Regions from separate parts of the Homo sapiens genome. Here region 1 is linked to region 2. The links are chromatin loops, found by intact Hi-C in ENCODE. Cell type or tissue: dorsolateral prefrontal cortex. All regions are shown on one strand.

Evidence for each region. A loop is a pair of places that touch in the nucleus more often than their neighbours do. Peaks named below come from ENCODE experiments on the same cell type or tissue, not always from the same donor. Only the 100,000 strongest peaks of a DNase experiment are listed, where the experiment ranks them.
Region 1: a loop joins it to region 2, with 8 times the contacts of the local background. A loop is called at or near these places in 66 of 110 quality-filtered maps.

The regions. Positions count from the first base shown.
Region 1 is chr18:68,845,261-68,850,260 of GRCh38, reverse strand. CCDC102B (coiled-coil domain containing 102B) reads right to left here. Exons shown (of 8, transcript NM_024781.3): 4 at 3,840-3,948. Among named protein-coding and RNA genes, the nearest start is that of CCDC102B, 50 kb to the right of the region's middle. In dorsolateral prefrontal cortex, CTCF peaks have their summits at 2,786 and 2,807; no DNase peak of the experiment used is centred here; H3K4me3 peaks cover 366 bases.
Region 2 is chr18:70,084,610-70,089,609 of GRCh38, reverse strand. RTTN (rotatin) reads left to right here. Exons shown (of 49, transcript NM_173630.4): 31 at 1,463-1,621; 32 at 2,926-2,997. Among named protein-coding and RNA genes, the nearest start is that of RTTN, 120 kb to the left of the region's middle. In dorsolateral prefrontal cortex, CTCF peaks have their summits at 2,645 and 2,850 (motif pointing right); no DNase peak of the experiment used is centred here; H3K4me3 peaks cover 417 bases; H3K27ac peaks cover 975 bases.

The DNA.
Region 1 (5,000 bases), 1.2 Mb after region 2:
TATTTATCAACACTAATGAAAGCATATCTTAATTAATGCACTTATTAATAAGATATGATATTAGTAAGTATGGCTATACGATGTAACATATTGACTCTTGCTGCAGAAACTAGTTAGATGCTTGCCAAATCAATTTTCTTTTTCTTTTGGGTTATACAGCTTAAATGCATTGCTCAACATGCCTTGCAATTATGTATTGCTATACAAATGAGTACTCATCTGTGAATTATAAGTGGAAATAATGTACGCTACTCCCAAGCCTGGCCCATATAAATTATCCTTACATAATCCTCCTTTCTCTCTTTTTTCTAATCTCTGATCAGATGGCCTAGTGTCCAGCTGAGTGAACCTCTGAGAACCTGAAGGACAGCAGAGTCACTGGATAGATGGAGAAGGCTGCCCTCCAAACACAGGTAGGGCTATATGTGAGTCAACAGTAATCACCTATTGGGTATTACTTACTGGAATTTAGGGTATTGCTTGTTACAGCAGTTAGGGTAGGAAAGCGTGCTGTCAGTGGGCATCCACTGAACCATCAGCCTGTGATGGTTTAGGCAGGTGAATGTGGACTTCCTTGGACTGCTGAATTACTTGGAAGGCAGCTATCCACTGAGTAACAGATAATTCACTGAAGTGTTTCAAACAATGGGCTAATACGATCCGATGTAATGTCTTAGAAATATCATGCTGCTTGGTGGTGTACAATGAATTTAATAGGTCAACAGTGGTGGTAAATAGACCTGGAAGGAAAAGGCAAGGAGATGATAGTGGCCCTGTCCGGGGAAGTAGCAAGGATGGAAAGAATGATGTGAGATCCAGTTTGGAGGCAGAGTCGATAAGATACATTAATATTTATAGTCACTTCTATGGAATAATTTTTTAAGCCACAGGAATAGCAATAAGAGGCAATGTTTCAAAATTAGCAGTAAGCTCAGAACTGCGCTAATATTCCACCATACACCTATTTCTAATAACTATCTTCAAGGACCTTGCCTTGATGTACGCAGAATAGCTCCTATATGCCATATGTTTTAAAAAGATAAGGTGTGAGTACAGAATTTTAGCTACATACCACTAGTAATTCTAATTTTCTATTTTCTCCCAAATCAGAAAGGTATTTTGAGGTGTTTAAAATAAGGCTTCAATGTAAGCCATAAAGGGGCCCAACAATGCCTGTGTCTCTGAAAGTATTTATAAATATTTATGAAATAATATTATAAATTATAAGCTACTAGGCACATTGTTATGATCACAAAAAGATGACTTATTAAGAAAATATATTAGAACATTCCAAGCAAATGCTCACAATGTTCAAAGAAAATTAAAAGTTACTTTTTAAAAATTTTTTACCTTGAGACTAATTTTTAAATGTTAGCAAGTATTCTCACATGTGGCAAAGAATCTCTTCCATTATGGAAAGAATCAGAGTCACTGACTGTTAAAATGAGGTGCCAGAATTATGAGTAATCAATGTTACCTACATGAATGTTTGATCCTCTAGACCATGAAATTTCATAAATGATCCTTTCCACACACTCAGAATTCATAATTTAATTCTGAATCAATATAGACAGACTTGCAAAGGAAAAGCTGAGTAAGTATTAAATTCAGCATGGAAACAGCACTTTGGATATAATTACCTCTACTATGCATTGTCTTGGTTGTATTTTAAACACTTAGATTTTACAATTAAATTCTTATCTTTTCTCTTCTCTATATGTGTCAGTAATTGAAGAATGATTTCCCTCTAAAAGCACACCAGACTTTCAAATGCATTTTTACAATTCTAGGTCTATTAAGCACATCTGTTTCCAACTTTAACAATTGCTAATCTTTCCATCAGCAGTTCTTAGACAGGCATGTATTTGCTTTTAACATTTTAGGCATCTACAACAGAAATTACACTTGTATTCAAACATTCATAGAGATGATGAGCTACGATAAATGCAAAGGTCATTATCAGAATTGTTGAGGAAAAAGGGAGTAAGAAAGAATAATTTACATGAAATTTTAAAGAATGAATCATGACACACCTTCTGATTGTCAATCAACTGTACGGAGACTTTGAATATTTTACTCTTATACTTGTGCTACAATACTATTTCTAAATATAGCCTAAAATTCTTGTCTGTTATAACCCATTATAAGAAATGATTAAACAAAGAATATATAAATAATTAAACTCATTCTAAGTAGTATTGTTTGTTTAGTTTTTAAACATTTTTAAAAATTTCACCTTATTTTATAAAAATAATTTAAACATATGTATATAACACATTTATTCAAAAAAACATAAGAACATCAGAAATGTATGTTAGGAATGAAAAGACATATTTTTAAAAAATTTCCATATAAATAATTCAAACAATGTTTCATCTTTATATTTATAAATTTTCAATGTCTACAAAATTTTACATTCACTGCCTTCATTATTCAACTTTGTGGTTCATTTAACTGAAATATGCACTCAAAAGACAAATTTTTCACAATTTTGAGGTTTCTCCTGTTCTGAAACCCTATCAGCATTTTATCTACCAAAAGCATCATATATGTATTAATACATATTTCTGAATGGTCATCAGATCCACCTTACACTGTATAATGTCATACTTTTATTTTTTCTCTCACTTACTTTGCTACCAAAAGTCATATTTGAATATAAAACATTAAACCTTTTCAGATACACATATTGCTTTTTAAACCAACTCAAAAACTTGACTTTTTCAGTATATTTGCTACATAAATGTTACTCAAATAAAGGTTTATGAAACTAAGAGGAAGATTAACAAGTCTGTGCTGCACACTAGTGGCAAGAGGTAGTAAATGCATTCTTTTTTTTACTTAAATTTTACACTAATTGCATCTTAAATATTAGCTTTTTCAGTCAAAATTCGAACCCATTATATTATAGAGCACATAAACACACATTCTAAACATAATGTGTTTTTGTGTCATGAACTATTTTTCCACTATACATCAATGTATTGTGAACGCCATACCCAGAGAGGTTCCTGTGCATAGAAATACTATGGATCCGTATATCCATGTATATGTTTGTGCACAGACGTATACATGTGCATACCTTATACTTATATTGCACACACACCCACTAAATGTTAACTCATGTAAAAATAGTCATTATTTTGCCCATTATTTTTCTTTTCTTTACTCATTATTCTTTCCCACACACTTATGTAATACCATGCTTTAATACACATAACATGTAAAATATTACTCAAATAATAAATGGTAATAAATCATCGAAATGGGAAACGTTCATGATGGCATTTTATTGATGAAAATGCAAAAGAAAAGTACCCTGGCAAGTGGCTGATCCCAAATAACTACAATGTCGATATGAAAAGAACCTCAATATGCCTGAGATAAATTGATATTATCAGGCTGCTTCATGAAAGAATAAGATAAAGTCATTTATGATAGATGGTGTGCTATCAGAGGATATCTTTAACCATCCCCTCTAATGTGCCTAGAATGGGTATTAATTGTGTCATGTAGCTCATCATTAACCATTTAACTATCAATATGGATATCAAAACATCATTTTTATATCTTAAATATATAGAATAAGATTTTTGAAAATAAATAATGACCAATATAAAACTGACACAAATGTGTAAATAAAAACAAGATGTCATAGAGTCTGAATTTGACCAAGCCCACTATTGACAAGTGATTTCAAGTATTACTCTTATAGAGGAAATTCCAATTTTTAACCTCCCTTCCTCTTATCTGTTGTGCCTTTCTGCCCACATGCTTACATATCCAAAGAAAGAAAAAGCTAGGCTTCATTTCTTCCTTTACATCATATTCCCCCATACCTCTTTCACATTTTTTGGCTTTGATTCTTTCAGTTCTTCATACTTCCACTTCCACAGAGACAAAGCCGACTCCAGTCTCTCTATTTCTTTTTCCAAAGCTGTGCGCATTCTAAATAATTTAAGAATTAAAAGAAAAAAAGTCGGCTTCAATTTTAAAATACTTTCAAGGATGCATTCAATTTTATAGGCATTTTCCTAATTTTTGATATTTGTAACTGATCATCTTAATGAGAGAAAACATTTTGCAACTCATTAAAAATTATAAATATTGAATAAAAGTATTTTAGTTTATTATTCTGACAATTAACTTTACAGTAGATTACATATATTTAATTTGGCTTTGCCAGTATTGACATTCTGCTTGCTTTCTTCTGTGTATTTCATGCTTGCCTCTCAATTCCTTTCACTCATAATATTCTCTTACATAGGAGGATATATATGTTTCTAATTTTAACATGGAATTCTATCCATCTTCATATTGTGGCTATTATGTGAATGAAAAAAATCATTTGAAATGACCCAGAATTCCAACAAGCCACCTAACAATCTTAAAAAATAGTCATTTACTGGGGATCTAAAAATAATTTTAAATATTTCAAATTTGATTGTAATAAAGAAATTTCACTGGGATCCTTATTTAAATTATTCTAAAGGACTGAAATTAATTTCTCTATTTGTAGAACTAGCAACAGAACTAGGATAAAAACTTAGTCCTTTAATACACCAACCACTGGATTTTTGTTTGTTTGTTTTGCCCACAATGTCTGAGTCATTGATAATTGTTTTATTTCTGGTTGTAATGAACATATATTGACCTTTGAAGCTGGCCTGTTCTTATCTGTAAGGTAGATTTGATTACTATTCAAAAATACTCATTGATATTCCTCCATTTCCACGGACAGAGTTGTTTTCCTCATTCCTCAATTCTAGGATTTGACAATGAGATATTAGCAGAGATGATAGAAACAAAAATTTGAAAACAACTTATATGTTTGAGCTCCAGGTAAATACACTTTGATTGTTATATGACACTGAGATTTTGTGATTGTTAGTTACATACTTACTGTATTCATAATTAACTAATATACGGATCTATTTCAGTGATATTAAATGTCACTAGAAAGATCTTAGAAACATATTCACAGAGCTAGAAAATGCATG
Region 2 (5,000 bases):
ACCTCAAAACTCTTCTAGCCTGTAACCCATTACCCAGTGCCAAAGTCACTTTCATGTGTTTAGGCATTTGTTTCAGCAGCATCCCCACTCCTTGGTACAAAAATCTGTATTAGTGTGCTCAGGCTTCCATAACAAAATACCATTGTCTGGGTGGCTTAAAAACAGAAATTTATTTCTTACAGTTATAGAGGCTGCAAGTCCAAGATCAGAGTGTCAACATGGTTGGTTTCTGGTAGGGCACTCTTCCTGATTTACAGAGGGCCACCTTCTCACTGTGTGCTCATATGACCTCTCCTTGGAGCACGCACATGGAGAAAGATTTCTCTCCTTCCTGAGGCCACCATTCCTAGTGCAGTAGGGTCCCACCCTTATAACCTCATTTAACTGTAATCACCTAATAGCTCTGTCTCCAAATACAGGTTGGGGATTAGGGCTTCAACATACGAGTCTTGAGGAGACACAGTTCAGTACACAGCACCCTCATTTTCAATCAAATTTGTTCGAGTATAGATTGAAAATATAAAAGAGAAAAGGTTATAGTATCTATTACCTTCAGAAGAGTGGAAAATTATTGGAGAAGCTTAGCAATTTTGAAAAAAATAAAAAGGATCTGGAAATTATAGACATGCAACACTTAAGTGTCATATAATGAAATTAAATTAAATGCAAAAAATTGCATTTGCATTACAATACAAAATTTTGTATTATTTCTTTCCAGTTTTAGCCAGTTTACTTTTTTCAAGTAAAATATGCTATTACAATAAAATCTTATTTATAGAAATATTTGAAATACATTTTTTAGTCACATTGAACTTGGACTTACTACTTGACAATTTTATGACTGCATTTTTAAAAAATTCTATAGCTGTCATTGAAACTATATTTTTGGATTCGAATTCAGAAATTTACCAAAACGTGTGGCTTGAACAGCAGTGGTTCTACAGCAAGCATATTATACCACATCAATCTTATTTGGGAACGTTTTTCTCTTGAATAACTTTTGAGGAAAATACGAAATGCCTTGTAAAATGATAATTGCCTCTTTGTTTAGAAGTTTTAAGAAAGTTAAAATCATTTATTTGGAAGAAACAATAAAAAATTAAGAAAGGTAGAACAAAGAATAGCTACCTTTTTTAAGAATGAAGAATTGAAATTGTGTTCATAAAATGTAAGTGCCCTATGCTTTCCTTAGAAAAAGGCTTGCAAACTATAATTTTTATGCATCTTTTTATACCCAGTTTTACTTTGCTTTGAAATTTGCTTATATTTAATTTTTCCTATATTACTGCTTTCTTGAATCATGGAATGGAGGACACTGTCTTCTATAGGTGTCTCTTATAATTTAGGATCATAAAACCAATGGATTTTTTTAAAGTGTGATATTTATGTACCAGAAAAACTAAGAATTCATGTTAGGAAAAAGGCTTATTTGATTCAACAACTTTCTCTTTAATTTGAACAGGTGAGATTCACTTCACTGGGATTAGGATCAGCACTGACCACCCTTGAAACGGGCTGTGTGGCCTTAGCAAACAGTTGTCAGAACATTTCCGGTGGGCTCTGGGGAACTGTGGTGAACATTCTTCTGGACCAGTCAGAATGTAGTATGGTGCGCCGGGAGGTATGTCTGTCTTTTCTCCTTTTTTTCCTTAGAAATTCTTTGTGATGGTATCCGTAAGCGATACTTGACTGCCGCTCAACATGGTGGACTGACCACTGACCATGATCTCTTCTGTCTGTGAACACCCAAACAAAATGACAGTAGAGGATTTAAAAGGTATTCATGCACAGGAAAAACTGGAGTCCTTCCTTCCGATAAGATAAAATCGGAATATACTATATTTTAATGTGAACTTTTTTTATTATGCATTGAAAGGTAGTTCACAGGAAAAATTACTTTTATATTATCTCAGCATTTATGGGTCTCTGATATTTATGAAGCTTTAGTATAGATAAGAGGCTGTCAAAATAACTCTTTGTAGTATTTATCATATAACATGAGAGGGAAAAATAAACCCTATTTTAATTCTTTCTGAATAGCTTGTGGTTTTTTTTTATTGCTGCTTTTGTTAAAGTAATGATTCATGTAAATGGTTTTAAAACAATAATCAAATTGTACTTAGAGGCTTATGAAAAAAAACAGCAGCTCCTGGGTCCACCATTAGCAGTCGCCAGTTCCAAGCTCAAAAGGCTAGTTTTGTTGCTGTTTGCCTTCATGTTTTTAAGTAGTGATGTTTATATTTATGGCTGCTTCTTGATTTATCAACTTTAAAGCTTTTCCATCACTTCTAGTTATCATGGTTGGAAATGTCAGTTTCTTAGAATCCTCTTGTTAATCCTGTCATTCTCCCATTATGGTTATTTCATCTTTCATTAAGCAGACAATCAATGCTCCTATTTGTATGATTATTTAATTTGATCATCTTCAGGATCTAGTCAAGTTGGACATTTGTGGTTTGTATTTCTAGTTAGCAAGTTTTTATTGAAAGGAGTCTGTATAAGAGAAGGGAGAAAGCGGGGCAGAGGGGTGCGTGTGTTTGTGTGTGTGTGTGTGTGTAATCTGAAAGGGGATAGTAGAAACCTAAAATTATATTTCTTAAATGCTACCAGAAGAATTTATGTTATACAAATCATTTTTTAATAAAGCTGAATTCTGAAATAGGAAAAGATATATTTCCTGATGAAATAATTTCATATGCTGTTAGGTCATTACCTAACAAGGTCATTACCTAAGAAGGTCATCACCTAACAAGAAATACAGTTTGACAATTCTCATAATGACCTCTCAGCATGTGCAGTTGACCAGAGATGTCTTTTGCTATTAATTACAATATATTGGTTATTTCAGAGATGACCACAAGATGGCAGTATTGACCTTTTTTTTTTTTTTTTTTTTTTTTTTTTTTTTTTTTTTTACATTTTCAGGCGGCATTTATTCTTCAGAATCTCCTTGTAATTCCAATGCCTACAGAAATTATAAAGGATTATACTTGGCAGGTGGGTGATTTTAAACAATTATCAACCTAGTAGATGTTTCAAATTAATTGGTGATAAATTTTCAGTATAAGTAGTATATTTCATTATTGATGAAACTATATACAAGACAGCAAGGGCCTCTTAAAATAGAACGTAGAATTTGTTCTTATGCCGACCAGACTTAAAAATTCTTCTCTATAGTGTTCACAATAATTTAAAGCAAATAATAATAGTTAACATATGTTTACTATGTTTTAGGCACCCTTCTAGAAATGTAAGACATAGTAACTTGTATAATTGTTTGAGTTGTGAACTGTTACTATCCTTATTTTCTAAGCTTAGGAACTTTTGCATAGAGAGTTTAAATAGTTTGTCCTAAATCACACAGCTAGTCAGTGGTACGCCTTTGCTTTGAGTCTAGGCAGTCTCTTACCCACTTTGCTGTATTACTTCTCTAATTTAGTAATAATAAACAAATTTGTAGATAGTTAAATATGTGTTGATGTTAACATCTTTTTTTCCTTTTCTAGGTTAGTGCACAGTGCGGGTTATAGTGTATCTTGCTTTGTTTTCTGTTGGGTTAACTTTCTTTTTCATGTTCTGAATATCACATCAGTAAATGGTTACCTAACATTTTTATAGCTTACATTAAAAAAATTCTAGCTTCATGGGATATATGTACATGTTTGTTACATAAGTATATTGCGTAATGGTGGTGGGGATTGGGGTTCTCGTGTACTCATTACCCAAATATTGAACATTGTACCCAGTTAGGTAATTTATAACCTCAGCCGCCTCCCCCACTCCCTCCTTGGGAGTCTCAGTGTCTGTTATGTCTGTCTTTATGTCCATGTGTATTCATTGGTTAGCTCCCACTTATACGTGAGAACACGCAATATTTGATTTTCTATTTTTGAGTTAGTTCACTTAGATAATGGCCTCCACCTCCATCCATGTTGCTGCAGTTTTAGGTAATTTGGAAGATACAAAAGTACACTTATTGGGGATATAAGATGTGCTGTTTCTGTCCTTTTACCTATCCATATATTTTCACCTTATAGGGATATATTTATCATATTGCTACACCTCACTCCTCAAAATCCTGTATAAATCTAAGGTTTATTTTTAAGTTTTAATTAGACTATACTCTTAGAGGAGTTAGTGAAACAAGCTGAACCGTAGCAAGGGCAAGTTTCCGCACATGACCCGAAGCATGAATCCAGGTGGTTGTCAAGGCCCAGGTAGCATTTAACTCTTGGAAGGCTTACCTCTCCAAACTTTACAAACCCAGGGTAACCCTACCAGTCATTGTAAATCCCAGGCTTGTAATTTGCTCGTAATTTCTTTAACATTGCCTTCTGATAATGGCTGCTTATCTACTTTCCATGTTGTAATAAAACCAGGAGACAAAACTGGAGGGAATATGCAGGATTAATAGTTATATTAATAGTGTAGTAGTTTTGGTACCTGTTATCCGGAGACTACATTTTAAAACATGTTGTTTTTGGCTCAAATACAAATAATCTCTACTCCCATTGTTAAACTAGTGACCCATGTACATGGATATACTTGGTGATGTACTACCAATGAATTTTTAATTATTGAAATAAGTATAAAGGCAGAGTATATTAAAGTTCCTGGGACATTATGTTGTAATACAGAACCGTATGTAGCTGTTCATATTTTTCTCTTAGAAATTAAATAGTAAAGTTCCTGTTTGTTGCTGGTGGCATGCTTACTGCAGTTTATTGGTTTTGTTATTCTCCAGTCTTCATCATGGAAATCCTTTTCTACTAAAAAGTGGAAAATAGTGATTTAAGTTAGCTTTTGGAGTTTTGGCCTTGCTAAGTTGGCCAAAATAAAAAAAGTTGGAGAGCCACTGCTGTCCCAAACAATAGTTGATTACAACTTTTGCTAGTCTTAGGAAAAATTAGATAAATAAGGACAATCTTGTATGCTTTTTAATAAACTCAGATTTTCTTCCTCTCTTTTCAGTCTTTTTTTTTTTTTGGTTATTTTTGTTT